Linked DNA regions of Mus musculus: all the other regions are linked to region 4. The links are chromatin loops, found by intact Hi-C in ENCODE. Cell type or tissue: heart. All regions are shown on one strand. Each heading gives the region's core, and the rest is flanking DNA. Links, peaks and the distances in the headings are about the cores only. Region 1 overlaps Borcs5 (BLOC-1 related complex subunit 5). Region 2 overlaps Dusp16 (dual specificity phosphatase 16). Region 3 overlaps Bcl2l14 (BCL2-like 14 (apoptosis facilitator)). Region 4 holds the start of Dusp16 (dual specificity phosphatase 16). Region 5 has its middle 34 kb from the start of Crebl2.

Region 1 (6,043 bases), core at 418-5,417, 130 kb after region 4:
GGAGAAAGAGTGTCACTATGGGGGTGAGCTTTGAGGTCTCCTATGCTCAAGCTATAACCAGTGTTGCCACACAGTCTCCTAGTGTCTACAGATCAAGATGTAGAACTCTCAGCTCCTTCTCCAGCACCATATCTCCTTGGATGCTACCATGCTTCCTACCATGATGATAATGGACTAAACCTCTGAACCTGTAAGCCAACTCCAGTTAAATGTTTTCTTTTATAAGCATTGCCTTGGTCATGATGTCTCTTCACAGCAACGAAACCCTAACTAAAACATTGGAAATATGATGGCCTCTTCTAGATTCTTTGGGCACTGTGTGCTTGTGATGCACACACATGCATGTACATAAAGTAAAAGTAAATATTTCCTTCATAGAGTATAGTTATGAACAAACTAGAGAGAAATAAAGACTTTTTCAGAAAAATAAACAAGGGCAAGAGTCTTATTACTAGCAGACCTACACTGCAAGAAATGCTAAGGGAAGTCCTCTAGGGAGGAGCAGGATGGCAAACAGAAACCTGGACCTACCTAAGGAAAGGGGAGTCTCTGGGAATGGCTAATCACCAACTCACTGAGCGTTTGAAGTGGGAGTCAACAAAGCATGGTCCAAAGGCCGAATCTTACTCCTTTGGGCTGTTATAAGTCAGGTTACATAGGAATACAGTCACGCTCATTCTTTCATCCATCACCTGTGGTTGCTCTTATAACAAGGGCCAGAGAACCTGCAAAGCCTAAACTACCACCACGCCTTTAAAGAAAATGTTTGCCAACACCCGACCTAAAGCAAAAGGCAGGAACAGTCAGATAGAGTGCATTTACAGCACACAGGAAGACTGTGTGACAGCAAGCACAAAAGATACAAAGAACCTGGCGTGTGCTCTCGGGAGATCCAGGGGCCAGAAGTGGGAGCAGCATGCCCTACAAGGCTATCTCAAATAAGGAGGAGGAGATGTGTACTGAGAGCCTCGGATAACCATGGCTTAAATCTTAATGTAAAAGTTTAAAGGCCCCAGTAAAGATTAAAAACAAGACAATAAAAAGGCATAACCCTGAAGCACCCAGAAAAGGGGAAATGAAAAAAGAAAATCAAAATTTATTCAACCAAACTGAAATTAAACAGTGATAAAGATAGTATTTGAAGAGAGAAATTTGGAAGTGGGGTGAGACAAGGTCTTACTCTGTAGTGCAGGCTGGCCTTGAACCTGTGATCCTCTGAGCAGGGATGAGGTTCATTCGAGACAGTGTTGTCTAGCATGCATGAAGGCCTGAGACTGAGTCCTAGCACCACACAGAATGAGGTATGATGGTGCGTGTCTGAAATCCCAGCACTTTGGAGGTGGATGGCTACACAGTGAGTTCAAGGTAAGCCTGGGCTACATAAGAGCCTGTCTCAAGAAAACAAAAACAAAATAACTTTAGATGTTAAACACAAGAAATAGTTCAGTATTGGGAGCTGGAGAGATGGCTCAGTGGTTAAGAGCACTGACTGCTCTTCTGAAGGTCCTGAGTTCAATTCCCAGCAACCACATGGAAAGAGACAAGGTGTGGGGGTTCATAGGGATGAGAGGGGGATGAGAGGGTACAGAGAGGAATTAAGAGAATACATCATATACATGTATGAAACTTATCAAAGAACTGACAATAAACAAAATAAATGGCTCCATCTACACCCAGTAACCAGAAACTCAGGTTCAATGTTACCCAGACTCAAGGCAGGACCAAGGATAACCTGCAAAATGAAGATCATTTCACTTAGGTCTTCTCACCTCTTGATTTCTACTTAGATCATTGCATCCAACCTATTTTCCTCCCATCCTGCTGACAGGGTCTCCCAGTTTGGGCTGGCTCTCCTGAATCCACGCAATTGTGGTTTCCAGCTCATCCACTAGTTTCTTTCTAGTGCTAAGTAGGATTTTTATTCCATTTCCTGGACATGTGGTATTTTACTTATCCACTCACCAGCAGACAGATATTTAAAATGCCTCCAATAAACACAATTATTTCTTTGAGCACAGTGATAAACTGAAAAGAGTTTCCTACATACACAATGTAAGGTCACGCTAGAGTTTCCTCTGGTCAGACGTTTTTTCCTTTCCTGTCTTGCTAAACACTAAAGGAGGCAATTACAGATGACTGTCATGTCACAGAACATGTATGCTTTCCAGCTAACTTGCATTTGAAATGAGCTGTGACCTGGTTCTAAACGGAGATCCAGATGCTCGGGAGCCCATGTTCCTAACACTGGGCACAGGGTACAGACACTTCCGCAGCCAGCTGTTTTATTCTAGTGACATCTAGTGGCAAAAGTGTTGTCACTTTTAGATGGCTCAGAGGGTTAGGATACCGGCCTCCAAACCTGAAGACTTGAGACTGATCCCAAAGACCCAAAGTCCAATAGCAAGTTTCCAAAATCACACGCCTTTAAAAAACAAACAAGCAAAAAGGAAAAAAAACAAAAACAAAAACCGTCTGGGGCTGAGGAACGAAAGCAGCTCTGTGCTACAGCACTTGCTGAGTAAGCCTGAGGAACCCCTAGCTCCACAAAGCAATCATCACTAAAATCATTACTGAATAATCTAAATTTTGTGACAATAAGTAGAATTCAAATTTACCATCTTCAAATTAGTTTATCCAATACATGGCCCATGCACCCATTCAAGGTCACTTAAAATGCTAGTGTAACACACTCCTTATATCCCAGTCCCTGAAAGTGACTCTGAAGCCAGGGCCTGACCACCAGCAGTTTTTAAGTTTCACCTGGTAACCTGTTAAACATTTTGGAAATAATTTCAGATTGCACCAGACAGTGATCACACATGTCTTTATTTCCAGCACTTGAGAAGCAGAGGAGGCAGATCTCTGAGTTTAAGGCCAGCCTGGTCTACACAGCAAGTTCTGAGACAGCTAGGACTACACAGAGAAACCCTGTCTTGAACCCCCTCCTACCCAAAGACGTTATATATTGAGCATCCTTTCTTCAAAAACCTGAAATGCTCTAAAATGTGAAACTTTTTGAACTCGGTGTCAGTGCTCAGAAGTTTCAGATTTCAAAACACCTAAAGCCTATGAAAATACCCCAAACCTAAAACATTAATATCCCAAGGCATTTAGAATAAGGCGTGCTCAGTCCACACTCGCAAGATGACCAGAGGTTCTTCCACACTCTTCTCATTCTCGGCAACCTTTACGTCTCAGAATAGCTTGTCTTCCCTTAGGTTCCCCACATCTGTGAGCCCTTACCATGTGCTGCCATGACAGGCCCTCCCACCCCCTTGTTTTTTACACCAGGGACTCTTCGTGGGCCATAACCGTGGTTCTGCTTTTGTATCTCTAGCCTAAAGATAGCTGTGAACAAAAAGAATAAATACATTTGTCTAGATGGATGAATAAATATTTTAGACAGCAGAGTTCTAAATCTAGGATGTGACTGACTCCCTTCTGTTCAGGAGTTAAGAACTTTATCCACAATCAACTCTGCATTCTGTAAGACTGTTACCAATCAAGCTGTCCAATCATCAGTTAAAATCTGAGACGTGGAAAGGACTTTTTTTTTTTTCAATTCTGGAAATATTTATAAAGCCTCACCTTTCCTAAATTGACATTTCACTTCTAGTTGCTAGTATGCTTAAAAGTAGAAGTATAGAGCCGGGCGTGGTGGCGCACGCCTTTAATCCCAGCACTTGGGAGGCAGAGGCAGGCGGATTTCTGAGTTCGAGGCCAGCCTGGTCTACAAAGTGAGTTCCAGGACAGCCAGGGCTACACAGAGAAACCCTGTCTCGAAAAACCAAAAAAAAAAAAAAAAAAAAAAAAAAAGTAGAAGTATAAAGAGGGTTTTTGAAAAGTAAAAAAACTTAAAAGGACTGACTGAATTTTATACAGTCTACCCTTATGTATTCAGGCTGTCACAAACTACTAACAAAGACGAGCTTCAGAGAAAATAAATACATCTCTTATTGTCATACCTCAGCAATATTTTAACTAGCTCAGATAGGAATATTGTTTACAGTGACATGGCTCCACATACTTAGGTTTAAATTCAGAATATAGCACAAATTACAAATGTAAATAAAAATAATGAATACTCAGTACACATGCTGGCAATTACTCTAACGTTGGTTTGTTTGAGGGAGGTTTTCACTATGAGCCCGAGGAGACCTCAAACTTGCTATGCAACCCAGGCCGATCTCCAAATTACAGCCGTGCTTTGCCTCTGCCTCCAAGTGCTAGGATTACAGGGCTGATGCACCATACCCAAGCTGAGCTAACCAGGAGAGTAACTGAAATCAAAACCTGAGTATACTACTGAGGTAGAGGGATGGTTCGATTCTCACCTGTTTTTCTATCATGGTCCAGGCGATATGGGGAGAACTTACCTCAGTCACGGACAGAAAAAGCCTAAGCTGAAAGCAGACTTTTACCTCCTGACCTATGGCTGTCTAGATGACAGCAGATCCCAAATATAACTTTAGCAAAGAGCTAGTTTGGCTTTATATAGCTTCTTTTTGTTTATATCAAAGATTATAAAACTTGGAACCCCCCCCATCTTTATATAGTAGTTTCTCACTCATCCCTTGGAGTCCAGCTCAAATGTTTTTCCTCTGTGAAGCCTACTCAGCAGAATATTCTACAGGCTATGTTAATAATCCCCTTCCAAACCAGGAAGGGGGAGAACATTTGGACTGTAAATAAATAGCCGATAAAACCATCCCCCTTCCATGCATGCCTATTCTTTTTACTAGCAGTTTTACTAGCAGTGTACTAGCAGTTTTACTCACACTATATTACCGTGAGTTATTCAGTTTGCCCACAAATCTACCAAAGTTCCTGAAGGTTAGCGGCCACGTTGTACATTTGCGTTTGTCCTGTCTGAACACTCTCAGACACTTAGCAATGTGTTGCAAGAAGAGGAAAAAAAATTTTTAAATGGATTAAAATTTTCTTTTTTCTACTTTTATAGAAATTCCTAGTTTCTAAAAAGAATGAACTATTCTGCCTTCCAGCCATACACAAATAGGAAGCAGATAAAGTGTATGGCGACTCTTCAGATGCTCTGCACAGGAAGTGCCATTCTGTCCCCAAGAGAAGCAAAACAAAGCACTCTGTTTTCCTAGCTTACTGCCTGAAGGCAGTTTCCAGGATGTAGAGCAGGGAGGTGACTTAGTCATGGCTGCTGTAACTAGAACAATATGGACGGTGGCTTAGTCGACAACTCTTTCTTTCTCCTAGTTCTGAAGCCTGGACCATCCATGGCCCCGGAGTCCCAAGACCTGGTTCTAGTTTACAAATGGCAGTCTGCTTACTGTCTCATCACCTGGCAAAGATAAGAATGTTCTTCTTTCTCTTGTAAGGACATGAATGCCACCCCTAAGGGTGCCACTCTTATAATCAAATTACCTACAGGCCTAAGATCCCATCTCCCTATACAATCATAGGAATTCCATTGCAGCCTCTGGTTTTGGACTGATAAAGACATTCAGTCCACAGCAAAGGGTATCTCTGAGAAAAGCCCAGTTTTCTTTACTGATCTGGAAAGGTGGCGACGCAGTACTGGAACAACTAGTGTCTTCAGCTGACACAGCAGGCCATGGGAGAGGCAAGGCCTCAGTAAAGGGACATTTGAGCTCTGCACCGGGGTGACTGTGAATCTCCAAATAAGACTATCTGAAATGCATGGAGTAAAATTCCATGAAGCTGGAGAAACAACCATAGGTAATAATAAGCAAACAACTTCTGACTCTCAAACAAGGCCAGGCATAGGCCTTTCACCACGAGCCACGGTAGAGAGGTGGGCAGACACCAAGGCACTAGTGGAGTCTAACACCTTGGTAGCAAGGGTTATGATATACTGAGGATTGCTGTGCACTAGTTGTGGTAGCCCATACCTGTAATCCCAGCACTTGAGAGGTGGAGCCAGGAGGATCAGGAGTTCAAGGTCATCCTTGTCTACATAGCAAGTGGACATAAGTCTACATAAAACCCTATCTCAAAAAAACAAATGAAAAAGAGTAGACCCTATCTCAAAAAGGAGGAAAAAAGGAGA
Region 2 (6,043 bases), core at 726-5,725, 76 kb after region 4:
ATACCTGGGGAGTGACAACCGAGGTAGACCTCTGGCTTCCCTCTACTTGCATTCTTACACATGCATTACATGGCAAAAAAAAAAAAAAATTGAAATAAGAGCCCAGCAATCTGAGGTAGTAACCCATTCATTGCTTATTAATAATCCCTTTAAACCTTAATGGCTCATGATATGTTACTAGTGAGAGAACTACCCTTCCCCTTCCCCCTGTAAACAATAAAGGATAACTAGGAGGCTATGTAGGTAAGATCTGCTTTGAAGTTTCAGGTGAAGACACCGACAGTAACACTCAGAGTAATGGCCAGTGCAAGATTCCCTTGCTGAAAAAATCCCTAGTGACTTTTCTTAAATTTGCTCCCACAGAGAAAGCAAAAGCCTCCAATGGCTGTGTGCTTATCCACTGCTTAGCTGGGATCTCTCGCTCCGCCACTATTGCTATTGCCTACATCATGAAGAGGATGGACATGTCTCTAGATGAGGCTTACAGGTAAGGACAGGAGCACGGCTTATGGGACTTGCTTTCATTTTCCCTGAAACAGAAAGAGGTAGGAAGGTGGGTGACCAGACGAACGTAGACAAAGCTGATTTTGGTCACACACATCACAGGTTCCTGGTGACTCATGGCCTTGCAGAGACTGAGGAAGAGTTGGCTCTGCTTAGCTTTCATTCTTCTAACATGTGGAGTCCCTCCTCGGCTCTTTTTAGTAACAGACCAGGAAAGCTTATCCTTTCCCTCAATAGAGAAGCATGACCTTTTCTGATTGACAAGGCCACAGAGGCTGCTCTGCTGGACTGGACTGCAGAGATGGAAAAGCCAGGTACACTCGTGGATAAAATCTGAGGAAAACTGCCGTCCTGTCTAGTTGGCCAGATTTTACAGGTAGTAGTTTTGCCTAGGCTGCCCTCTCCTTCTATCTCAGGAAAGGACAAAAAGTGGCAGGATTGCTGAGGACTTGTGTCTTCTTTGGTGACAAATGAGACTGAGTTCTCTCTTATGCCTCTGTTGTATGCTCTGTTGACAAGAAGTGGTTGTGTCACATAAGAAAAAGAATAAGAATATAGATGCATGCACCATGTTAGCTTCTTTTGATATTTGAGTTTCTCAGAATGTAAATTCTGGAACAATGACACGAGCTGCTTAGGCAGTCTGTCTTCCTGGGTGCCGGGAGGGGTAGGTAGATCGGTCCTCTTTGTACAATGCTTCTCTCCAATTAGGCTATGTCCCTGTGTCCTTCTGCTTAGGTTGAAGTCAGGTGGGAAGGCTCACATTCTTATATCCCATTACAGTTTTACTGTGTGAGTTTTCAAGATGGATTTAGACACTCATTAGTCCAAGGTTTGAATCCCGCTTCATTGTTGAGTGAACTTAAGGACTTTGCGCCTGATATAGATGAAGCAGGTTAAGGACTGAGTAATTCAGTCCAGCAGCACAGTGCTTAGCATCCAGAGGTCACTTTGTAACGGATTTTTCTAACATTGTGAATATAAAAAGAAATCCAGAACTGGGTGCTCTGACACTGTGCCATCTGGTGCCATCCGTCTCCTTATGGGAAGTCTTGAGATGTGAGTGAGTATGGACGTTGGAGAGGGAATCCTGGGATGCTGAAGCTGATGAGGGGCTTAGCCTTGCTGTGCTGCTGGGTGTGGCAGGGAGCAGGGCATTTCCTGGGTTCAGCAGAATCCTCTTATCAACTGCACAGGAAGCCTTGGCTTCTTGGAAACAAGGAGCCTAGAGAATCCCCTCTAGCGGGCACCCACCATGCCACAGCACCCTGATAAGGTGTTCTCCACCTCAGTGCTGGAATTGTACGTGAGTTCTCTTCCAGCACCCTGAGAAGGTGGAGTAGTGTCCCGTCCCACGTTCTCTTACTAGCTTCAAGACAAAGTGCAGTTGTAAAACTCAGGGGTTTTGCTTTGTCCTCTCTATAGATTTGTGAAAGAAAAAAGACCTACTATATCTCCGAATTTTAATTTTATGGGCCAACTCATGGACTATGAGAAGACGATTAATAACCAGACTGGAATGTCAGGGCCAAAGAGCAAACTGAAGCTGCTGCACCTAGACAAACCCAGTGAGCCCGTGCCTGCAGCCTCAGAGGGCGGATGGAAGAGTGCACTGTCTCTCAGTCCACCCTGTGCCAACTCGACCTCGGAGGCATCAGGGCAAAGGCTTGTGCATCCTGCAAGTGTGCCCAGCTTACAGCCGTCACTCTTAGAGGACAGTCCGCTGGTACAGGCGCTCAGTGGGCTCCAGCTGTCCTCAGAGAAGCTGGAAGACAGCACTAAGCTCAAGCGTTCCTTCTCTCTCGATATCAAATCTGTTTCATATTCAGCCAGTATGGCCGCGTCCCTACACGGCTTCTCGTCAGAGGAGGCTTTAGACTACTACAAACCTTCTGCCACACTGGATGGGACCAACAAGCTCTGCCAGTTCTCCCCCGTTCAGGAGGTATCAGAACAGAGTCCAGAGACCAGCCCGGATAAGGAGGAGGCCCACATCCCCAAGCAGCCCCAACCTCCCAGGCCTTCTGAGAGCCAGGTCACACGCTTGCACTCAGTGAGAACCGGCAGTAGTGGGTCCACCCAGAGGCCCTTCTTCTCGCCACTGCATCGGAGCGGGAGTGTAGAGGACAATTACCATACCAACTTCCTTTTTGGCCTTTCCACCAGCCAGCAACACCTCACCAAGTCTGCAGGGCTTGGCCTCAAGGGCTGGCACTCAGATATTCTGGCTCCCCAGTCCTCTGCCCCCTCCCTGACCAGCAGTTGGTATTTTGCTACGGAGCCTTCACACTTGTACTCTGCTTCAGCCATCTATGGAGGCAACAGCAGTTACTCTGCCTACAGCTGTGGCCAGCTGCCCACTTGCAGTGACCAAATCTATTCTGTTCGTAGGCGGCAGAAGCCTACTGACAGAGCTGACTCGAGGCGGAGCTGGCATGAAGAGAGCCCCTTTGAAAAGCAGTTTAAACGCAGAAGCTGCCAAATGGAATTTGGAGAGAGCATTATGTCGGAGAACAGGTCCAGGGAGGAGCTGGGCAAGGTGGGCAGCCAGTCCAGCTTCTCCGGCAGCATGGAGATCATCGAGGTCTCTTGAGAAGACCTCGTCGCTTCTGTTGACAGTTTTGTTTCCTGTTCACAAAAAATAGTCCCTGTAAATCTGAAATATGTATATGTACATACATATATATTTTTGGAATATAGAGCTACGGTATAAAAGCAACAGATGGATCAACACAGTTGTTCTCTCAGCACCTGCACTGAGAATAGCTAACTCTCAGAAAAGATTGGAAGGGTAGATGTTAGAATTCTCCCAGCCAGGAGAAGAGATTTGGTTCAGTGAATTGCACATCTTCTTGTTCCTACAAAAGCAAGGGTTTTGTTTGTTTGTATGTTGTTTGTTTTTAATGTTAGAGGGCAAAATCCCTCCCATTTTCACGTGCAACAGAGGTCTCAGAACTCATCTCTGTCCAGGCCCTTCCCTAGTGCACCTTAGCGCTAAGACTGAGCCAGCTGTGGGTCAGGTGGGAAGACCCTCCCTCTAATGGTAACTCCAAGGGAAATGATCCTGTCTTAAGCTGCGTAATAAACCCAAACTTGATTGACAGCTGAAGGATACGGACATCATTCTGCTGGATGAACTATTTAGGAGCCTTGCCTAGATCTACTTATAACCAATCCAGTACCTCAGACAAGACATTTGGGGCCATCACCACTACCATGTCTAGTAGACCATTTTCTAGGCATTGTGAATAAGTAGGTAACTTGTCACTTTCCAGACTATGCACAAAATCCCAGTGGGCCTGTTGCCCATGTAACCCTCCTGTCAGCTTGAATGAAGAGGGGAAACCAACTAGAGTTTAGCTTCGCCAGAGATTGGGCAGTCAGATAGCTTAGAGACTTAAGCCAGGGATGGAACACTGAACAGTCTCCCTCCCTCCCTCCCTCCCTGTAACATAAGAATTCTCTTTAGTGGGATTGTTACTTCTTCACTTGGCCACAGACCTGGTTTAGAGATAAGCATGAATCACTGGGCTTGGTAGCAGACCGACAGAACCTCAGGTTCTCACTTCTGTTTCGTGTCCTGGAATAAAACTATGGCAAGACTTGGGAAGGTAAAACCTGAAGCAGGAAATGGATTTCCTTGGCTTTTTTTCTCTATGGTATGCAACGAGGGTAATATTTCTAGAATCTTCTTAAACTTCCAAACTTAACCATGGGCTTTGGTAAGCAAGAACTAGTCAGAATAAAACATACTAGAAAGGTTAAGAGGGCGTTGTTGAATTTTGTTTAGTTTTGAATACAGGAAAGCTCTTTTCCAAAGCTATCCCAGCATGCTTTCCAGGGAAGGGGCATATCAGAGGGAAGGACCACAGTGGTGTCTTGGTCCCTGACATACAATCACTGTGTAGACTCAATCCTGGCAGCTGAGGATAGGAGATAAGAACAAGAAGTGTGTACACGATAGTCCATATCTGCCCTTAAACTTCCTGGCTTGAGTTGTATCCTCTAGAGTACGGTCCTCCTTACGGCCTTAATTCACTCACGTCAGCAGGGTGTGGGTGTGGGGTAGATGTTGTCATTGTTCTTTACTGTAAGTGTAGCTAGGGGCTGACTCATATCTCAGGTTTTTCTGTTAGTGAAATGGATGGTCCTTTGGCTAGGATGTGACTTACTGTTTCCTATACTGATTGCTGAAACCAGCATAGAGTGACGGTGGTTGGAAGCTGACAGGCTTGATTGTGAGGAGGATTAGGGGCCTCGTGAACAGACTGGGTCTGTACAGATAAGCTGTGTGTGGGCATAAGGTGAAGGTAGAGCAGATACTGCACAGGGAGCACGTTGCCACTCTTGGAGATTCTGTTCAGCAATCTTCTTAGATATATATCAAAATGTCTAAAGTTCTCAAAGCTTCACAGTAAATTTTGATACATTGTGTACACACACTTAAGTATGTAACAATCCACCTTCTTAAAATCTGGTCACACCGGTAAGATGTAATTTATTTAAGAATGAAAACAACGGCTCCAACATGAAGTATGTTCCAGAAGACTGGGGACTTGGCTTCAGTAGCTTCGGGCAGTGCGTTACCTAATGCCAGATGTCCTGTAGAGAAGTGCTCTCTGGACTGTGTGGCTGACAGTCATACACTACAGCTGTCAGTCCTTCGTCACTAATGTCGTATCAGTTCTTGGAATCACGACTACCATGCTGAAAGGGCTGCCTCTGAGGCACATTGTGGGTGGTGGTGGTTAGGTCTCCTCACGTAAGCACAGGGAAGTCTGTGAAGTCTACTGGGATGGTACAAAATGGACTCTGTGAGAAATGCTGGAAACCGTTCAGGCCGTTTATAAAGTTAGAGTGGAAAGACTATATAAATGTTTAATATGAATATCGTGTCCTTGAGTAAAAGGCAAGCTGTTGAATGGTTCACTTGTGCATCTCTCATTCTCAAGTGTCACGTATGTTAATATGATGAAATAAAATCAGAACTGGTACCTATTTGTACGTAAGTGTGAGACGTGGCTTCTCCTTGCAGATCCCACCCTCGGTGGGAACCACACTGTCACAGGACCACAAGTGACAGTTTTAACCATTTGGAGTGGAGGTGGCAGCTGATCCATCCATGTGTCATTCACATGGAGCAGAGACAGATGCCAGTCTGTGTTCCCTATGCCAAGCACACACTGAGGAAGCATTCCTACCTTCCTGACTTCAGGACACACAAAGACAGCTGCCTGCCTGTGCACCTACCACAAACAATTCCATAGTCCTTAAGGGAAAACAGGAGGGTGGCCTTTAAACAGGTTCTCAGAAGCTGAAATGAGGCTCAGGTGGTACAGTGCTTACCTCATATTCATGAGGCACTGAATTTGATCCCTAGCACTGTATAAACCAGACATGGTGAATGGTGGGAATCCCAGCACTCGGGGTATAAAGGTAGAGACTGCAGGAGTTTATGGTTATCTGTGGCTACACAGTGGGTAAGGAGGCCTGACTACTTAATGAGACCCCATTTCAATGGAAAGAAACTGTTCCCCAT
Region 3 (6,043 bases), core at 756-5,755, 370 kb after region 4:
AAGGGAGACCAGGGAATAAATGTAGCCAGGCCCAAGAAGGTGTAGGGCAGAGGAGAGGAGAGTGATGTCCTGGACTCACAACCCTGAGAGAAAACGCCTGTAAATCTCCATAGCCCTGTCTGCTTCTGTCTCTCTGGGAAAGACAGAGTACTGGAGTCTTGGGTTCCTCCTGTAGGCAGGGAGGAGTGCCTTGGCTTTAGCTTGCCTGACGGGATCAGTTTCTACCTCCCAGGCACATTTGGGACGGCAATAAAGCCTCAGCTCTTTCTTGTTAGCGTGCTTGGAGGGCTCCCCACTCAAAGCCTCTTTGGCATTTTTTTTTGGTTTCGGATAGACAGCAGACAGTGGAAAAAATCCACACCCTGTCTCAAGGTCTGAGATAAACGACGCCTTCGTGGAGAGAATTCTGCTCTATCCTTCACTGTGCTAAAGACCCCGGAGGCACTTTGGCACTTCTAGGGGCTGAGGAGAGAGAGCTGAGACAAAGGTCAGCAATGAAGGAAGGCAAACCCGGCTCCCTTCAGTGCTTCCCTCTGATCCCAGGGTTTCCCTAAGGCTTCTAGAGTCTGTAGTAGTCTCAGCCATTGCTACAGTGTACCCAGTGACTGATCTAATTTAGTCCCCAATTCTCCCTTTTTTCAGCACCTTCTGAATCAGACCTGGGGTTGCTGAATCAAAAATGAATTGTTTCCCACAGGTTCACGCTTTGAATGCCTGTCCTCAATGGTTGGCACTGTTTGGGAAGGTTGTGGAGGTTTAGGGGGTGGGGCCTGCCTGGAGGAAGTGGAAAACTGAGGGCGGGCCTGTGGGGGTATATTATGACTGGCCACTTCCTGCTTTCTTTGCTTCCTGATTGACTACAGAATGAACATCCACCATCTTCTGTACTCTGCAGCCATGTTCTTCTGCCTAAATGTATGTGGCCAACAACCATTGAATGCAACTCTCTGAAATCCTAAGACAAAATAAATTTTTTTCTCCCTTACATTGCTGCTGGTAGGCATTTCTCTCACAATGGCAAGAAAAATAAATATGTCTGACCATACTGGGTGTTTCACAGGGGTCCTGGGTTGGCTGATGCTCTAACTCTATGTACTAGTGTGATTAGAGCTAGTCCTCTTCTCCCTCCATGGGAGACTTTTCTTCTGACTTAGCAGTGGGCTGACATGTTGGCCAACAAGCTAATGGCATTCCTGTGTCTTGGGTGATGTCTTAAGCCAGAGCTCAAGGTCTCCATCGTGTTGCCTTCAAGTGGGCTGAGATTCCCAATTTGCAGAGCCCCGAGCTGTGTCCACACAAACACACCCAGACACTTCTGTCTGGCACATGCTCAACCCAACACACTCAACTCAGCAAGGAGGGCTTACCTTTATTCTTAGAGTCACAAGGTCCTTCAAACCTGAAGTACAGAATCTCCGAGACCCTCTCTTTGAGCTTGCTTCCTCCCTGGCTGTGGATGACATCTGGTGGTGGCCAGGAGTAAACAATTTCAGCCACTCTGTTGGCAATACAAGCCACTTTGGAATCCACAACTGAAACAAGAAAGCACTGCTCAGAGGCCATCCCCAGAACTGGGGATGCAGTGTGGACTTCTGGTTGTTTAGGATGAAGAGGCCAGCCTCAGATAAAAGGACTATGCCCAGGAGTTTGTGTTTGAAGCGGGACAGTCTTCAGAAGGGACTAGCAATTCCCCATAGGCTGGGGTAAGGGGGCAGTATACAGGGGCCCTTCCACACCTTCATCTTTTCTCCCTTGCAAAGAAATGCACCCAACATGGCGTGGGGTGCTAGCATTGCTTGAAAGAATGTTCTTGGTGCTTTTATTTTTATTAAGCTTAATTACATTTGAGGGTAACCTTTATACATTGGAGAAGGAGAGGTGATCTCTCAGTTCCCAGGAAAGTGTTCAGTAGTCTGATACTCCTTGCTTTTATAGTCACAAATTTCCCCTTAAGTTTAATAGAAAACATTCAAGTAATGCTTATAGGTAAACAAGGCTTCATACACACGACCACATCTGTCACCTCAGCACTCAGGAGTCCAGGGCTGCAAGGTCGTGAGTGTCAGACCAGCACAGACTACAGATAGCTCAGAAAAGTGTGTAACATACAACTCATCTTTCCTGAATTTGTAAGCCAGGAAGGGATGTACTGTGTGTTTCCACTCAAGGAAGGAAGATTTACACGGCATAGACTCAAGTTATAGCCACCCAGAAACAATGCAGCTTTGTATCCGCTTGGGGAAGGCGGGGTAGAGCAGGCAGGTACTTGGCTGACTTGTTGGGTAGTCACTGGTGTTCCACCAATCAGCTCACTGTAGGAACTTGAAGTGGTTCTGTGTTTGGTCCCAAGTGGAGTAGCTGAGTGTAATCATACTGTATTTGGAGAAGAGCATTCATTCACAGTAATTAATGATGGGGGTGGGTCAAGAGGTAGGGGTTAGTCTTGGCTACATAGCGAGGTCCTATCTCAAATAAGTAGTAAATAAACCCATACATACATACATATATGTATATTTGTATATATATATATATATATACACACATATCCAAATAATCTAGAATAATCTAGAAAGAAAGCCATCTCTGCCTTTCTCTTTTCTTTCTACTTGAATGGAGATATGATATCTAGAATCTCCACAGCCCTGTAGAATATGTTCTTCAGAACATCCAACATATAATTAGATATGCATAAAACTATGTATTATGGGAGCTGGAGAGATGGCTCAGCACTGGCTGCTCTTCCAGAAGTCCTGAGTTCAATTCCCAGCAACCACATAGTGGCTCACAACCATCTGTAATGGGATCCAATGCCCTCTTCTGGTGTGTCTGAAGACAGTGACAGTGTACTCATACATAAATAAATCTTAAAACAAAAACCTCTCTGTATTATGGTTATATACATTGTAATATATGGTTATTAAGCCTAAGATACAATTTAGCCAATAAACCCACTCTCTCAAATTTAGTTTTTATTCTTAATCTCATCTGAAATTTATTTTTCTTCTTTCTAAAAGGGGAGGAGATGATGTGAGTGATTTCTTTTGAAAAGTTAGGAGGGAAAGCCAAACAATACTTTTGTCATTTCCTCTAGGAAATGCGGAAGGAAGGCTGTGGAAACTTCCTGTCTCTGTGCAGGCCACAGTGACCCCTAAAGCCAGGTCATTGGGGCCTCCAGCTCTGATCCACAGTTGCTGACGCATGCGTGGGAAGACAGGGCAGGAGAGGAGGGCGGAACCCCTCTTGCTGTGGCCTCAGCCACCCGTGCATTTAGAAGCAGATGAACAAATCTGAGAAGATGGCTTCGTGTGGTTCAGGCAGTGTGTCCGCCACAAAGTCTCACTGCCTCTTGAGTGATGGGTTCTGCGTATTCTTAGGAGCCTGCATCCTCGCAGTCTAACTGAAGAAGTTCCCTTGGTCACAGGCTGGTTTGGAGCCATCCATGTCCATGCAGGGCTGATTCCAACTTAGAATGATCACAGCCCTTTAAAACTGAGCCGTTACTGCCATCTGCTGACTAACTATGGACAAGTTTCCTAGGCCCAACAAACCTGGCAGGAAGGGGCTCTGCTGAGGTGGGAGTGGGTGGGATGGCGGGAGAAGCGTCTGCTGAGGTAAAGGGCACTTCAGTGGTGGTAAAGTGGGTGGAGGTAAAGCCCTCAGTGATAGTACAATTTCTTTTTTCCTAACAAGGGAAGACTTTATCAGTTTTTTTAAAAAAAGAATAGTTTACATTTTTTGAAAAACTTCCCTTTTTAAAAGATTGTCTGCACGCATACCAGAAGATGGCATCGGATCCCATGGGACTATAGTTACACACTTTGTGAGCTAGCACATGGGTGCTGGGATTTGAACTCAGGACCTCTGGAAGAGCAGCAGTGCTCTTAACTGCTGAGCCATCTCTCCAGCCCGGTGGCTTATGTTCTGAAAAGTATTTTGTTTCTTTTCAGTTTTCCAAGACAATCTTACAGTATAACCCTAAGCTGGCCTCCAACTTGTTAAGTACCCCAGGCTAGCCTAGAACTGGCCATGCTTTTCTTTCTGAATGCTGAGGACGGCAGGTATGAGCCAGTGTGTTCAACTGAAAACCTATCTGCTTCTATCTCTTTGCCTGAGTGTCTTTCTTTCCTTCTTTCCTTCCTACCTTCCTTCCTTTATTCTTTCCCTCCCTCCCTCCCTCCCTTCTTCCTTCCCTCTTCATCCCTGTTACTCCTCTCATGCCTCTTCCCACTGCCCCCTCTCTTTTCTCTTCTCTCCCTTCTCCTTCCTTCCCTTTCTCTTTCTCCCTCTTTCCATTGTTTGTTTATTTGTTGTTTAAGACAGGGTCTCATGTAGCCCAGGTTGGCATTCATCTCACTATATAGCCAAGGCTGGCCATGAACCCTTGAAAGTCCTGCCTCCATCATCTGGCTCTTCTCTTTGGTCTTTCCATCAACCGGAAGAAGTAGGAGAGGGTGTGACTCTCCAGTATATGGGTGTAAACACAGTACCCAGGCTCCCCAGAGGTGAACTGGCCCAGGAAGAGGCAAAGCCTCTGCCCTGGCTAAGGTGCCTTCTCTCTCAAAGCAAGCTTCTTTACCATCACAGAGCCAGAAAACCCCTACTGCCACCATCCCCTCCCACCCTTCCCTCCTTGGGGAAAGTGGGTGGTTACGGCGGAAATTAAAGAAGTGGAAAGGCCTCTATCTTCAGCAGGTAAGAGGAGGCCAGCCTCTTGGCACACACAAGGAAGGAGAGTGGTGCTAGGCAGAGCTGTTCACAAGCCTACCTTCACTCTCCAGGCGCTGCTCCACACTGCTCAGAGACCTGGGCCAGTGCTGGTTGTGGAAGCCACTCTGCCGCTCTACCGGGAAGGGGCCCTGAGGACCCTGAGCTCGGATCTCCTTTGGGGAGCTCGGCAGGCCTTCCTCCTTCTCGGCCACCCTGAAGAGTGTTCTCCAAGAAGACTTCTTCTTGCCCAAGCTGATGTTCTTTTCGCTGGAGGGGGAACCTCTGCAAGGCAATGATACCTGTGTCCAGGAATCAGTTGACCAAGTCCCCAGGGCTTTCTGGGACAGACTCCTTGTTCTGGAGAGCTTGGGCGAGAAGACAGCCGGGGTGTTCTTGAAGACATGGTGTCTGGCGTAGAAGGCCAGGATTTTGAACTCTATGCTGTTTGGATCATCATCCTCCAGGGGAATGTCTTCCAGGTCATACACACTGGTGCTGCACATGCTGGGTCTGGAACGACAGAGGGCAAAGGTGCTTAGCGTGGGGGAGGGGGGCATTTGCTTTGCAGGTTAAGAGAAAGCATGGGGGAGACCTGGGAGAGCATCTTTTGGCTCTGAGATCACATTGTTAGGATAGGCAGGAGTAACCAGTGTCAGAAGAGCCTGGGGTACTTAACAAGTTGGAGGCCAGCTTAGGGTTATACTGGGACGGGGGGGGGCAGGGGGGGGGAGACAGAAGCATACACAAGCCAGGTAATGACAGACTACGGGCTCTAACGGAGGGGAAGATAGCTGGGTGTGGGGAGGCAGGGGGAAAGTCCGCTTCATATGGAACAGGTGAAGGCAACAGAAAGACAGGGGATGTGCTTTATCTTTAAAACTTCATGGCCAGTTGCCTGGAGGTGGTGGCACACACCTTTAATCCCATCACTTGAGAGGCAGAGGCAGGCAAGTCTCTGTGAGTTTGAGGACAGTCTGGTCTACAAAGCTAGTTCTAGGGCAGCCAAGGCTACATAGAGAAACTTTGTCTTGGGAAAACAAAACTCAACCCATCAAACAAATAAAAACCAAGAACCATGCTGGGGAAGTGGTGGTGCACGCCTTTAATCTCAGCATTTGGGAGGCAGAGGCAGGTGGATTTCTGAGTTCAAGGCCACCCTGGTCTACAGAGTGAGTTCCAGGACAGTCAGGGCTACACAGACAAAACCTGTCTCAAAAAACAAACAAACAAACAAAAATTCAAAAACCAAAGCAAAGCAAACTAATGAACCAAACAAACCAAAAAACTGCATGGGCAGAGAACTTATGAAGACATGCTTGAAGTTTGCTGAGAATGG
Region 4 (6,043 bases), core at 553-5,552:
GGCAGGGGAGTGGGGGTGGGTGGATATGGGGGACTTTTGGTATAGCATTGGAAATGTAAATGAGTTAAATACCTAATAAAAAATGGAAAAAAAAATATAATTCCTACTATTTCCCGTTACTTACAGCATGTAAATTCTTTGGCTGGGTCCTAACGTAATCTAGCTCTAAATTGTTTCCCAGACTTTATACTATTGCAGTCAAATGCTGTTTCGACACACATTACTTCTGTTTCTCCTGTTGTACTTGTTTCTTCTTCCTGGAATGAGCTTCCTCATTCTCTGTACCCCAGTTCAGTCTGTGGGTCGTCATCTAGGTCGGTTCCATATGAGGGTTTCCTAAGGCGGAAGGAGTGGCGTGAGGTGGTTACCATGTCACCGTACAGGTACTCGGCGCTTTACTTGGCACAGGATTTAAACCTCACAGTGACTCAGAGGACTTGGTGTCAATACCTTGTACATGTCCACCATGTGCCCCTGGACTCTGTAGCTGGCGAGTTCCAGCCCCTCTGCAGCTTATATTTGAGTCACAAGCTCCACAGAAGTGTATGCTAAGAGAAGCGATATTGCTTTAGTGTTATTTGGAACTCATATTCTGTATTTTCTAAACAAATTGGTCTCATGGGGACACTTGAATTTAGTTTCAACTTCTTATTACCACTTATGTGTCCTTGCAAAGCTCCTTGATTTTTTTCCCAGTCTCTGTTTTGTTCAATGTAAAAAAAATCATAAACATAAGCTGTGTATGGGGACACATATCTCTAACGCCAGCATTTGGGGGAAGCTGAGGTAGGGTAACTACAAGTTTGAGGCCAGCCTAGGGTACATGAGTCTGAGAATAACCTGGGCTACAAAGCCAGAATCCCTTTTATAAAGGTTGTTATGAGGATTAAAAATCCAGTATAAGCCAGATGTAGTATTACACACATTCCAGTAGTTGGGAAGTGAGAACATCAAAACAGGAAAAGGTATTTTCAGCACTTCACCATGTATGTGTGTATGTATGTATGTATGTATGTATGTGTGTGTATAATATATGCATATACATATGTAATTTATATATATGTACATATATTATTTTACTTGCCAGAAATGCCCTTGGCCAGAACTTCAAACTTGGATTCTACATAATATTAAAAATATGCTAAGCCGGGCGTGGTGGTGCACGCCTTTAATCCCAGCACTCGGGAGGCAGAGGCAGGCGGATTTCTGAGTTTGAGGCCAGCCTGGTCTACAAAGTGAGTTCCAGGACAGCCAGGGCTATACAGAGAAACCCTGTCTCGAAAAACCAAAAAAAAAAAAAAAAAAAAAAAAAAAAAAAAAAAAGAGCTTTAGAGGCCAGTCATGGTTGTCATGCCTATAATTCCAGCAATCTGGAGACTAAGATAGCAGAATTAATGAAACTAAGATAGCAGAATTAATGAAATTCCAGGCCAGCCTGGGCTACAGAGTAGGATTCTGCACAAAACACGAAACACGAAACAAACAAACACGGAGCATGTCTGGTTAGGTTTGAGGCAGGTAAAGGTGTGAGCTGCTAAGTGTGACGACCTGAGTTTGACCAATAGGCCCCACATGTGGACACTAAGTTGTTTGGCAAGTTGTTCTCTGACCTTTACAAGTGTACCATGGTCCACCCCTAGTATGTAAATAAATAAATGAATAAATAAATAAATAAATAAACAAATGTGAAAACAAACAAGCACACAAAACACCCACAGGATACTATCAGGAGCAAGCTGAACCTGAGATAGGCTGCCAGACCACTATGACCTTGGAGGGTTTAAATGTTCTACACTTATGCTTTACTGGAATTTATCCTCTTTTTCTCAAGCCTTTTGAAAGGACGGCATCTCATCCTTTCCACTCTTTCTGTTTCTAGCGCATTGAAATCCTGACCCAGTAAGACCGTTTTCTGTGAAACACCGGCTGCCGGTTCCTTGATAAACCAAAGACAGCCATCTTCATGAAGGGGACAGTTGCACTTGGCTTTGTTGCTTGTGACAGTCAACCTCTGTAGCATAAGTTAGCCTCTAGCTTTCAATCCTCTTGCCACAGTCTCTTTTAAAGTGTATATGTGTATGCGATGAGTGTATGCACAGACATGCCTCGTGTTGGCTGTGGAGACCAGGAGTACTTCCTTTCCTTGTGTATCCCAGGATGGAACTTAGGTCCTCAGGCCTTTTACCCAGAGAGCCACCACGCTGGTCCAGCCAGTGTCCCGAGTGCCAGAATTGTCTTGCTACCTGTGTACCATCACACCTGGCTAGACCAGAACATTTAAAAAAACAAACAAACAAACAAACTTTTTTTTTTTTTCCTGAGCTAGGGGACTCCTTATATAGCTCTTTTTCACCTACTCCTCTCCCAACTTCCAAAAGCAGGCGTCTTGGTGGTTGTCAGCTGGTGACGCTGCAGTACCGCGTCCTGCCACGAGAGGACAGGGAGCCGCCTCCACTCAAATCCGCAGAAGGTCAAAGGCACCTCTCCTCTAAGCTGGGTCGGCATCGGCAAGCTCAGCTTGCAGCTTCTGCGGTTCTCACCTCCAAAAGGGCTCCCTTTTTCACTCTGAAAGATGACCTGCAAGTCCCCGGAGGCATATTCCATAATGGTTACCTTAAATGATTAATGATTGCCAGCCTTAACGGGTGCACCTTTGTTGCAGGGTTTAAAGGTGGGAGAGGACTAACAGAAACGTTACCTTTCTAACCCACTCGGAAAGCACGCCAAGCCACCTAGGCGGTGCCCACATCGATTCACCTCAACATACTGCTTGAAGGCCGGAATCCTTACTTCAGTACCCTGCAGATGGCGTGTGTTGAGGGGTACAGGAATCTGGTTCTTGGGCCAGTCCACTCGAAGTGTGCTTTTCTGTCATTGATCTCATCTTTGTTATGTGATATCCACGTGAGTCCTTTTTAGTAGAAGCTTCAAGCTCAGATGCTCAAAGAACACTGGAATAAAGCTTCGATTGTCCTATTCAGTTGCTGAGAGTGGTTGTCGCCACCTCAGGTCTCTCATTTTCCTAAGTAGGTAGTGTCTCAAAACAAAGCTACTTTGAAAAGAAGGGAGAAAAAAGCAAAAGCAAAAGCAAACCAAAACAAACAAAAAACCCAAACCCATGAAAGACTTGGAGTTAAAGTAGGCTCAAGTAGGTCTTGCATCTCTTGAAAGCAAGTGAACTCTGGTTTGACTTAAAGATGATGCTGTACTACCGATGTCGAGAATACTTACTTAATGTGTAAGGGCGTTTTGATTTCATGTTTGTGTGTGCGCCCCATGTGTGCTCGGTGCCCATGGAGGTCAGCGGAGGGCATCAGATCCCCTGGAACTGGAGTTACAGATGGTTCTGGGCTGCCATGTGGGTGCTGGGAATCGAGCCGTCAGTGCTCCTAACAACCCTAAAATACCTTTAACGTCTTATTACATTTTATTTGTGTGTGTGTATTACATTTTATTTATTTATTTGTGTGTGTGTGTGTGTGTAGCGGGGTGGGGAACAGCATGTGGACTGAGGACAACTTTCAAAGGCGGTTCTCTCCACCGCATGGACCCTTTACTTGTTGAGCCATCTCGAGGGCACGCAGAAAAGATTCTTTTAGAAAAAATAATTCTTGGCTGCGTTTGCCCGCACTCGTGTAGTAGGGTCTTTCAAGGACGAAGACATAGGTGAAGATATGTTTGATATCACCGGTGCAGTTTTCCTTCAAGTACCTGTAACTTCCCTCTCAAGAGAAAAGCCCCGGATTTGGGATTCCGGGACCTTCTTACAAAATGATTGACTGCAGCACTCTCAGATCGCCTTGCTTTCCTTCCCCTAGAGTGGGGGCATTGGAGCAGCCGCCTCCGTCGGAGGAGAGACCCCAGCGCGGGCAGGAGGCGGGCGGGCCACAGACCCAGGCTCCCGGGCCGCGAACCCGGAGCGCCGAGGCGCCGCTCGGTCGGCCCGGTACGCGACCCGAGCCCGCCTCCCGGAGGCTCCGGAGGCTCCGGCTCGCGGGGACGAGCGCCGAGGGGCGGGCGATGCGCGGCCTGGGCCGGAGACCCCGCCCCCCCACCCCGCCCCCCGCCCCGCCCTCGCCCGTCTCCTCCTTTCCCCCCCGGGCTCCGCTGAGTTCATTCACTGGGATTGGTTTCAAGTGACGCCATCTCTTTATTTTTAAACCGATGACCTCATCCGCGCTTGAAGTTTCCTGACCAGCGACTCTTTCTCTCTCCCCAACCCCCACACTACCCCCCCTGGTCCCCTCCTGCGGGCATCACCGTTTGGGGGGGCTCTCATCCCGTTTCCAACCATTTACCCTCCCCCTCTCGCTTTTCCCGCGCGGACCCCCAACTTTACCTCAACTTCTTCATCCCTGTCGACATTTTTTTTTCCCTCTTTCGGGGGGCGGTGGAAGAGAAAGTGAAGAAAAGTTGCAAACGCCCGGGCTCTCGCTAAGCTCTCCGCCCACCCTTCAGAGGAGAAGCCCCGGCGGCGAGGAGGACGCGCGAGCGACGGCTGGGCGACGCGGTGACAACGCTCGCTCCCCTCCGCGAGCCTGGAGCCGGCGGCCCCTCAAGTAAGTGTTCGCGGCGGGCCGCGGGCCGGCTGGGAGGCGCGTCCGCTCCTCGTGCCGGCCGCCGCGCGCTCTCCCCGGCCGGGGGCCGGCGGGCCACGGCGGCCCGGAGCGGCGACGGCGGCGGCGGGGGGTGTGTAGGCCGCGCTGGGGGTCGGCCCGAGCCGCGGGGGCGCCCCGGCCTCGCCGCGCCGAGCGGGCGAGCGGGCGAGCGGGCGAACGAGCCCCGGGCCGCGGGTCGCCGGCACCTGGGCGGGCGAAGCTGCTCACTTCCAGACTGTTACACAACACGCCTGCCAAGTGGGGCCCTGACTGTTTCCATAATCCCAAATTCACCTTGTGTGTGTGCAGGCAGCCAGCGAGGCCACCTGGGGAGCGACCGTGTCGCTTCCTTAAACAAGGAAAAAAAAAAAAAAACCCACCCCCAAAACTCAACTTTCATTCCGGGGCTCCCGTCACGGTGTTGGAGGAAAACGGTCCGCCGGTGACTCCTTTATTTACAGTAGCTGTAAAATGTGAGACATGAAAACGGGGAAACAACGGACGGTGTGTGTGTGTGTGTGTGTGTGTGTACGGTGTAGTTTCACGTGGAAAAAAAAAAACCCTAAGGAGGACATACATGCAAACTCTTTAAGAGCGACGGGTTGTTTCCTACAGAAAGCTGATAATACACTTGGGGAAAGTACAAGGAGATCTTAAAATGAATGGCTTGTGCAAAATTGGAAAGAACTTTTCTTAAACGCCTGTTGCAAAGATCCTTGGTGTTTTGAAGTCCTGTGTGTCTCAGATTGTTTGGAGAACGCACACCTCTAATCAGCCCATGATTAGAGAGGAAAAACCTGTTGCATAATCTCATTTGCTGTGGGGTTGGCTGTGCCGTCCCCTGAACCAAGGGGAAGTGAGTTAGGATGAGGGTTTTTAAACCTCTGAGGTTTTTATTTACACAGTGCGCTGGGTGCCACTTTGCTTTTAAAGATTGTAAGTAAATACTCTGCTCTTACAAGCGAATCAAACCTATCGAACCTGCTGGGAAAATGACCAGGTATGTGTTCTCTCCTGCTCACGTTATCTCTCTCTCTCTGAAATAGATTCTCAGGGGGAATAAGCCTCTTTGGCCACTCTGTGGAGCTTGATAGTACATACAGTTAACAACTACTTCCTCAAAAAGCCTACACTTTTTCATCTCCCTTAAAGAAAAGACCTTTAAAGGTAAATTTCAGAAGAAGGGGAAAAAAGCTTAACAATTGAGACAATTCAAATATTAGCGAGCACACTGTGGGAGGCTGTAATTCAGATTTATAGAATTCTCTATTGGGTGAAGACCAGTCGCTTGGAGAAGTAAATTGAAAACTGAAGTGTCTGTGGCTTTGTGTATTCTAGTCAAAATGTGACCAGGCACTGCAAAAGGGTTTTGTCTTTATGTAAAAAATAAAACTGTGGAACTTATTGTGTTTAAAGACATTGTGGAATGTTGATATTTTCATAAC
Region 5 (6,043 bases), core at 295-5,294, 70 kb before region 4:
AGTCAGATCTCATTTTGGATGGTTGTGAGCCACCATGTGGTTGCTGGGACTTGAACTTCGGACCTTTGGAAGAGCAGTCGGGTGCTCTTACCCACTGAGCCATCTCACCAGCCCCTCAAGGTGATCTTGCTTCAGCATCACCTGCGATGAGTTTATGATCATCTCTATTCACCAGATCATGAGACTGGAACTTCTCCATGAGGCAGCTTGTCAGGTTGGAGTCTGACAGCTGGTATTCTGACTCGGGCCCTCCTACAACCCTGTGGCTTGTTCCTCACCATATCAGCTGTCTCCTTAGAGAACATGAGTGGTCCCACCCAGACATGCCCTGTAGGCCTGATCACAACCTCAGTAGAACAGTACAGTCGGAAATAAGCCGTCGTTCTGATGGCATCAAGATGGAGTGTAATGAGCTGGCTCACACTTTTCTCTTGGCCATAGATTGGCTCCTCGACCTCTGGTACCGAATGGTCTGAGATCCAGAAGGTAGTCTGTTCTCGGTGACAGAGCATCAGTGCAGGCCAGGTGTCGGGGCACACACTTCAAATCCCAGCACTCAGGAGGCAAAACAGGCAGATCTGTGTTTAAGCCATTCTGGACTACATAGCAAGGTTCAGGACAGCCAGGGCTATGTAGTTAGAGCCAATCTCAAAGGCCAAGGAAATCCCCAAACAGAGCCGTTAGATTTTGATCTACAATCATCCACAGAAGCTGACAGGCTGGCACACCCTCATTATCAGCACTCAGGAGGCAGAGGCAGGAGGATCTGGAATTTCAAGGGTTAGCCTGGTCTACACACCGTAAACTCCCGGCCAGCAAGAGAAAGGACAACAAAATATACCTTCAGGCAAGCTTTTAGGTTGAGATGCTTCCTTCAAAGGACCAATACAAAGGCTAATAAAAACTCATTTTTTCCTTTCTTCCTTCTCCTCACATGCTTGGCTAATGTGTCTGGAATGAAATGAGTCAGACACCTGTCTCACTGAGCCCTGCATTTTATGGCTCAGACTTCAGTGGAAAAGACCCTTCTGGTTGTTTGGCTGCTTGACTGATTGATTGGTTTTCTGTTTTATTTTGTTTTTCTTCTGCTTTTCAAGACAATGTTTCTCTGTAGTCCTGGCTGTCCTCAGGACCAGGCTGGCCTTGAACTCAAAAATCTGCCTGCCTCTGCCCACCTGCAGGCACTTATTTATTTTAAAGATTTATTGTATTTTTATTTGTGTGTGTGTGTGTGTGTGTGTGTGTGTGTGTGTGTGTGTGTGTGTGTGTGTGTATGTATGTATGTATACACAGTCAGTGTGTGTATTGTAGATGTGTGCAGGTGCCTGTGGAGGCCAGAAGAGGACATCAGATCCTCTGGAGCTGTAGTTAGTTGTGAGCAGCTGAGTGGGTGCTGGGAATTGAACCTGGGAGACCAGCCAATGCTCTTAATTGTTGAGCTATTTCTTCAGACCCTATTTAACTTAATGTGTGTGTGTGTGTGTGTGTGTGTGTGTGTGTGTGTGTGTGTGTGTGTGTGTACATATTCATGCCAAGCTCACTCAGCAAGCACAATGGCTATCTTAGCTTGCTTCTGTTCCTGTGGTAAACACCATGACCAAAGGCTAGTTGGGGAGGAAAGGGTTTATTTTGCCTCACATGTCCCTATCACAGTCTATCACGAAGGGACGTCAAGGCAGAAGCCTGGAGTCAGAAACTGAAGCACAGACCAGGGAATAATGCTACTCACTGGCTTGCTCAACTTGCTTATTTACACAGCACAGGACAACCAACCCAGTGGTCTAGGCTTTCCCATATCCATCATCTGTCAGGAGAATACTCCAACAGGTGTGCTTCCAGGCCAGCCTGATGGAGATGTCTTCTCCATTCGGGTTCCTCTTTCCAGATGACTCTAAATAATCGGCACAGCTGCCCAGCTTTCCTTATTTGTGGATTTTTGTTTCTGATACAGTCTCAAGTAGCCTAAACTGGTTTAGAACTTTATATAAAGACAAAGTTAGCCTTGAACTCCTGACTCTCCTGTTTTTACCTTCCAAATACTGGGGTGACACCAGTTTGCAGCACCACATCTAGCTTTGTTATTTTATGTTTTTTTTAGAAACTTAATCTTTTTTTTTTTTTTTTTGGAGGGGGTTATTTGTCACTATGGAGACCAGGCAAGACTCAGACTCATATAGATCTGCCTACCTTTGCCTCCAGAGTGCTGGGATTAAAGTCATATGCCAACATGCCCCGAGTCTTAAAATTAAAAAGGAGGAGGAGGAAGAGGAGGAGGAGGAGGAAGGTATAGCCAAATGGCAAAGTGGTGGTCTAATATGTAAGAATTAGGGTTAGTCCCCAACATTCCCCCAACCCACACAGACTTAAAAATCAGAAAGATGTAGGCAGGTTTGGTGGTTCGTGCTTTAGCTCTTAGGAGGTTGAAGACTGTCCTAAGTTGGAGGTCGGCCTGGACTATCATAGTTGAGTTCCAGGCCAGCCTAGGCTACAAAGTAAGACTATGTCTCATAAAAAGTAAATAAATAAAAGTATTAATTTAGAAGGCTTGGAGAAATGGCTCAGTGGTTAAGAGCACTGACTGCTCTTTTAGAGGTCCTGAGTTCAATTCCCAGCACCCACCGGGCAGCTCACAACTGCCTAATTCCAGTTCCAGGGGATCTGACGCCCTCACACAGACATATATACAGGCAGAACACCAATGCACATAAAATAAAAATAAATTTTAAAAATATTAATCTAGGGGCTGGTGAGATGGCTCAGTGGGTAAGAGCACCCGACTGCTCTTCCGAAGGTCTGGAGTTCAAATTCCAGCAACCACATGGTGGCTCACAACCATCTGTAACAAGATCTGACTCCCTCTTCTGGAGTGTCTGAAGACAGCCACAGTGCACTTACATATAATCAATAAAAAAATCTTTAGAAAATATTAATCTAAATTACATTTTTTTCCCAGAGCAGAGGAAGCCTCTTACCTTTTACAAGACTGAAATCAAGCCAATAAGTAAAGTTAAGGGTGATCTACCATTCCTGGCAAACTAAGTGGGTGAGATGGCTCAGCTGGTAAAGGTGCTTGCCACCAATTTGACTGAGTTCTGTCCCTGAACGGAAAGAGCCAGCTCTACAAAGTTTTTCTTTCACCACACACCTGCTATATGGTTCTTCTGCTATATGGTCCCCCCCCCCGCCCCGACCCCAATATATTTTATTTAATATTTACTTTTAATTTGGTACCCAGTTCTGTGTCACTCCTGCTTACTGCGACACAATTCGTGTGTTGGAGAAAAAAAAAAACGTCCTCCCTGCGCGCAGACCTTGAAAGGATGCACACACAGCCCGCCTTTGTTCAAATTCACCAGGAAGGGAAGACTGAAGAATCCGGACGCAGTTCTGAGAGACGCCGCTTGGCGGCGCTGTGGCTAGCGGGCAGAGTTTTCACCCAGCTACTCATTGGAATTCAGAGAAATCTTGGTCTCTTAGCAACCACACAGCCAAGCTTGCAGAGCACCCAGACTCAGCTGTGGGTTCATCAATCAGTGTGCTCCAAACGCAAAGCTTCTAAACATCAGAGGAAATTCCCCAGCAAATAATACCCGTTACGGGCGCGAAATCGCTACTCAAAATATTGTTTTAAACTATTTTACAAATGTGATCATGCTCAAAAGGCCCCAACAGACCGCCAAATCCACAGCACTTACCGTGGCCTCTCCGTTTTCTGTTCCTTTTTTTTTTTTTTTTTTTTTCTTTGTAAGTCAGCTTCTCATGTATCCTGGGCTGGCTCTGAACTCCCCGATCCTCCTGCCTGTACGTCCCCAGTCCTGGGATTACAGGCACGCGTGACCACACTAGATTTTTTTCATTGCTGGCAGCAACCCCATCTGTTGCTTGGACTTGGTGCACGCTCGGTGAGCTCTGTACAGACCGAGCTCCTGCCTGCCCCTCGGCTGCTTTCATAATTAGGTTCAGAGGACATGCAGATGTCTCCATGGCAATACACGCTTTCCCCTGAGTGGGTGCGCATGTGCAGGGTTAAACAGACAATTTGACTTGGTGTGGAAGGAATTCACTGCAGGCCGGTCTCACTGACCTCAGGCCTCTCAGACCCTCTTTAATTTTTTTGAGCTGCTACAATCTGGTAGGTTCTGGACTTTTCCCAAGTGTGGACATGTCAAGAAGTGCTATCTATTCTTTCGCAGAAGCCTCTTTTAAGAGGGTTTTTGGAGTCCAGTGAGATGATTCAGTGTTTAAGGGTGCTTGACACTGAGCCTGGCTCCTGAGTTTGGTCCCCTAAACCCACAAGGTGGAAGGAGAAAACAGATTCCCATCGTTTGAACTCTGATCTCTATGCATGCTGTGGCGCGCGCGCGTGTGTGTGTGTGTGTGTGTGTGTGTGTGTGTCTATTATAACCCTTATCTAAACCCATGTCTATAACCCCAGCATGTGGGAGGTACAGACAAGAGAGTTAGGAATTCAAGGCCAGGATTGGCTACAGGAGTGTGTGGGAAAACAAAAACCAAACCAAACCAAGTCAAAACAAAGGTATTGCTTTAGTGACTGACTCCATCAGCTCTGAGTTATACAGTAGACGTTACAGAGTTTGGATTGCCTTCATACTTGAAGGACGTGGGATTTTAGCTCCCCAGGGTGACCAAACGCAGGCTGAGGAGGCAGACCTGGAGGTCGGAGGACATCATGTGGTTTGGAGCATGCAACAGTCGACATGGCCTTCCAGCACTTTACTAACCAAAGCGTAGATGCAGAAGACTGATGCTCCTTTAGGGAAACGTTCCAGAGACGCTGCAGTAAGGTGGATACTGTTCTTTTATGTAGTCATGGCAACCTGGCTCTGGTTCCCATCTCTAAACCCAGCACTGGATAGGTGGCCACAGGAGATCCCTGGAACCTGATGGCGGGAAACCAGTGATTTCCAGGCTCATTGAGAAAAGAAAGTGCAGAAGATTGACAAGGGTCTGATGACAGCCTTCCCTGCTCTGTGCTTCAAGTTGGCCTGTACCCACCCCCTGTTTAATGAATTCCTGTCTCATTTGTTAGGTTCGCTCTCTCCCTCCTTTTGAGAAGAGTCTATCACAGTCCCTCGAACCCTGCTCAGGGTGACTTTGAACTTCTGATCTGCCACCTCCTGCGTGCTGGGATTGCAGGTGTTCACACCCTGTCTGTGTGGTGCCGGGGACGTTTGAGCTGGTGTCTGCCAGACAAGCACTCTACCCATCGAGTTCAGCGCCTGGCCCGTTTCCGCATTTGTCCTCAAGACGCTCCCATGATGTCCCGCTCCGGGAGGCTTTAGAGTTTTCAAAGACTTTTTTTTTTCCATACTAGGCAGAGTTCCTGATCTCTCTGGTTGAAAAGCTCATGTTCTCATAGTTTTGTCCTTTTTGGCTGGGAATACTAAACGACGAGGGTCACTCTAACAAGGCCCGGGGCATTCTCCACTTGCATCTCCTCCCAGGCCTCACAGACGAGCCATGACGTGAAGGGATGTTTGCTGTGTCTTTCTGATATTCCTTTCTCTTCCCGTGGCTCTTGGGTTTGGCTGCTCCAGCTTGAACAGCACGTTTGTATCAGTATTTTTGCTCTTCTTTGTTTTGTTTGGTTATTTTAAGACAAGATCTCTCTCTATAGCCCTGTCTGGTCCAGAACTATGTATTGATCTTCTTGTGTTTTTTGAGTTGGCATCTCATATAGACCTGGTTGGCCCCAAACTTGTGATGTTGCTAAGAATGAACCTTCTACCTTTAGCTAAAAGTGGGCGGGACAAGTTTAATGAGGATCATTTCCTGTTTGTTGCTGTAGTCCCAGTAGGGGTGCTCTGGCTGTGGACCTGGGTGGTCTGTCCTGGCCTTCAGACTCAGTTCAGAGTCATTGGTCCCAGAGTCTTGAAAGTGCTTGCCAGGAAGAGGTTGCTGAGGGACACGAGACCGGACTGGGCTTTTCCCGTTCAGATCTTTATCCAACAGAATAGTCTGCTAGGCACAGCTCACTGCCTAACTCCAGCCCAGCCCAGCACAGCCCAGCACAGCCCAGCCA

What was found. Peaks named below come from ENCODE experiments on the same cell type or tissue, not always from the same donor. Only the 100,000 strongest peaks of a DNase experiment are listed, where the experiment ranks them.
Region 1: it touches region 4 in a loop (9-fold over the local background); 16 of 42 quality-filtered maps call a loop at or near these places.
Region 2: it touches region 4 in a loop (2.6-fold over the local background); 5 of 42 quality-filtered maps call a loop at or near these places.
Region 3: a loop joins it to region 4, with 8 times the contacts of the local background. A loop is called at or near these places in 7 of 42 quality-filtered maps.
Region 5: it touches region 4 in a loop (4-fold over the local background); 2 of 42 quality-filtered maps call a loop at or near these places.

What each region holds. Positions count from the first base shown.
Region 1 is chr6:134,655,788-134,661,830 of GRCm38, reverse strand. All of the region lies in intron 2 of Borcs5 (BLOC-1 related complex subunit 5), which reads right to left. Among named protein-coding and RNA genes, the nearest start is that of Borcs5, 18 kb to the right of the region's middle. In heart, for the core only: a CTCF peak has its summit at 2,296 (motif pointing left); a DNase peak (open chromatin) is centred at 2,260; H3K27ac peaks cover 405 bases.
Region 2 is chr6:134,714,938-134,720,980 of GRCm38, reverse strand. Dusp16 (dual specificity phosphatase 16) reads left to right here. Exons shown (of 7, transcript NM_130447.3): 6 at 364-487; 7 at 1,930-5,513. The coding sequence ends at 3,097. Among named protein-coding and RNA genes, the nearest start is that of Gm36328, 36 kb to the left of the region's middle. In heart, for the core only: no CTCF peak of the experiment used is centred there; a DNase peak (open chromatin) is centred at 2,640; H3K27ac peaks cover 200 bases.
Region 3 is chr6:134,422,785-134,428,827 of GRCm38, reverse strand. It overlaps Bcl2l14 (BCL2-like 14 (apoptosis facilitator)), which reads right to left. Exons shown (of 7, transcript NM_025778.3): 3 at 4,766-5,217; 4 at 1,368-1,532. The coding sequence starts at 5,210. Among named protein-coding and RNA genes, the nearest start is that of 4933406J09Rik, 22 kb to the right of the region's middle. In heart, for the core only: CTCF peaks have their summits at 1,472 (motif pointing left) and 3,518 (motif pointing left); a DNase peak (open chromatin) is centred at 3,207; H3K27ac peaks cover 284 bases; H3K27me3 peaks cover 292 bases.
Region 4 is chr6:134,790,793-134,796,835 of GRCm38, reverse strand. It overlaps Dusp16 (dual specificity phosphatase 16), which reads left to right and starts at 4,208. Exons shown (of 7, transcript NM_130447.3): 1 at 4,208-4,559. 1700055D16Rik (RIKEN cDNA 1700055D16 gene) reads right to left here and starts at 4,476. Exons shown (of 2, transcript NR_151454.1): 1 at 4,340-4,476. In heart, for the core only: no CTCF peak of the experiment used is centred there; DNase peaks (open chromatin) are centred at 2,435, 4,145, 4,885 and 5,425; H3K4me3 peaks cover 2,994 bases; H3K27ac peaks cover 2,696 bases.
Region 5 is chr6:134,860,737-134,866,779 of GRCm38, reverse strand. It overlaps a transcript of Crebl2 not described here. Among named protein-coding and RNA genes, the nearest start is that of Crebl2, 34 kb to the right of the region's middle. In heart, for the core only: no CTCF peak of the experiment used is centred there; a DNase peak (open chromatin) is centred at 3,409; H3K4me3 peaks cover 670 bases.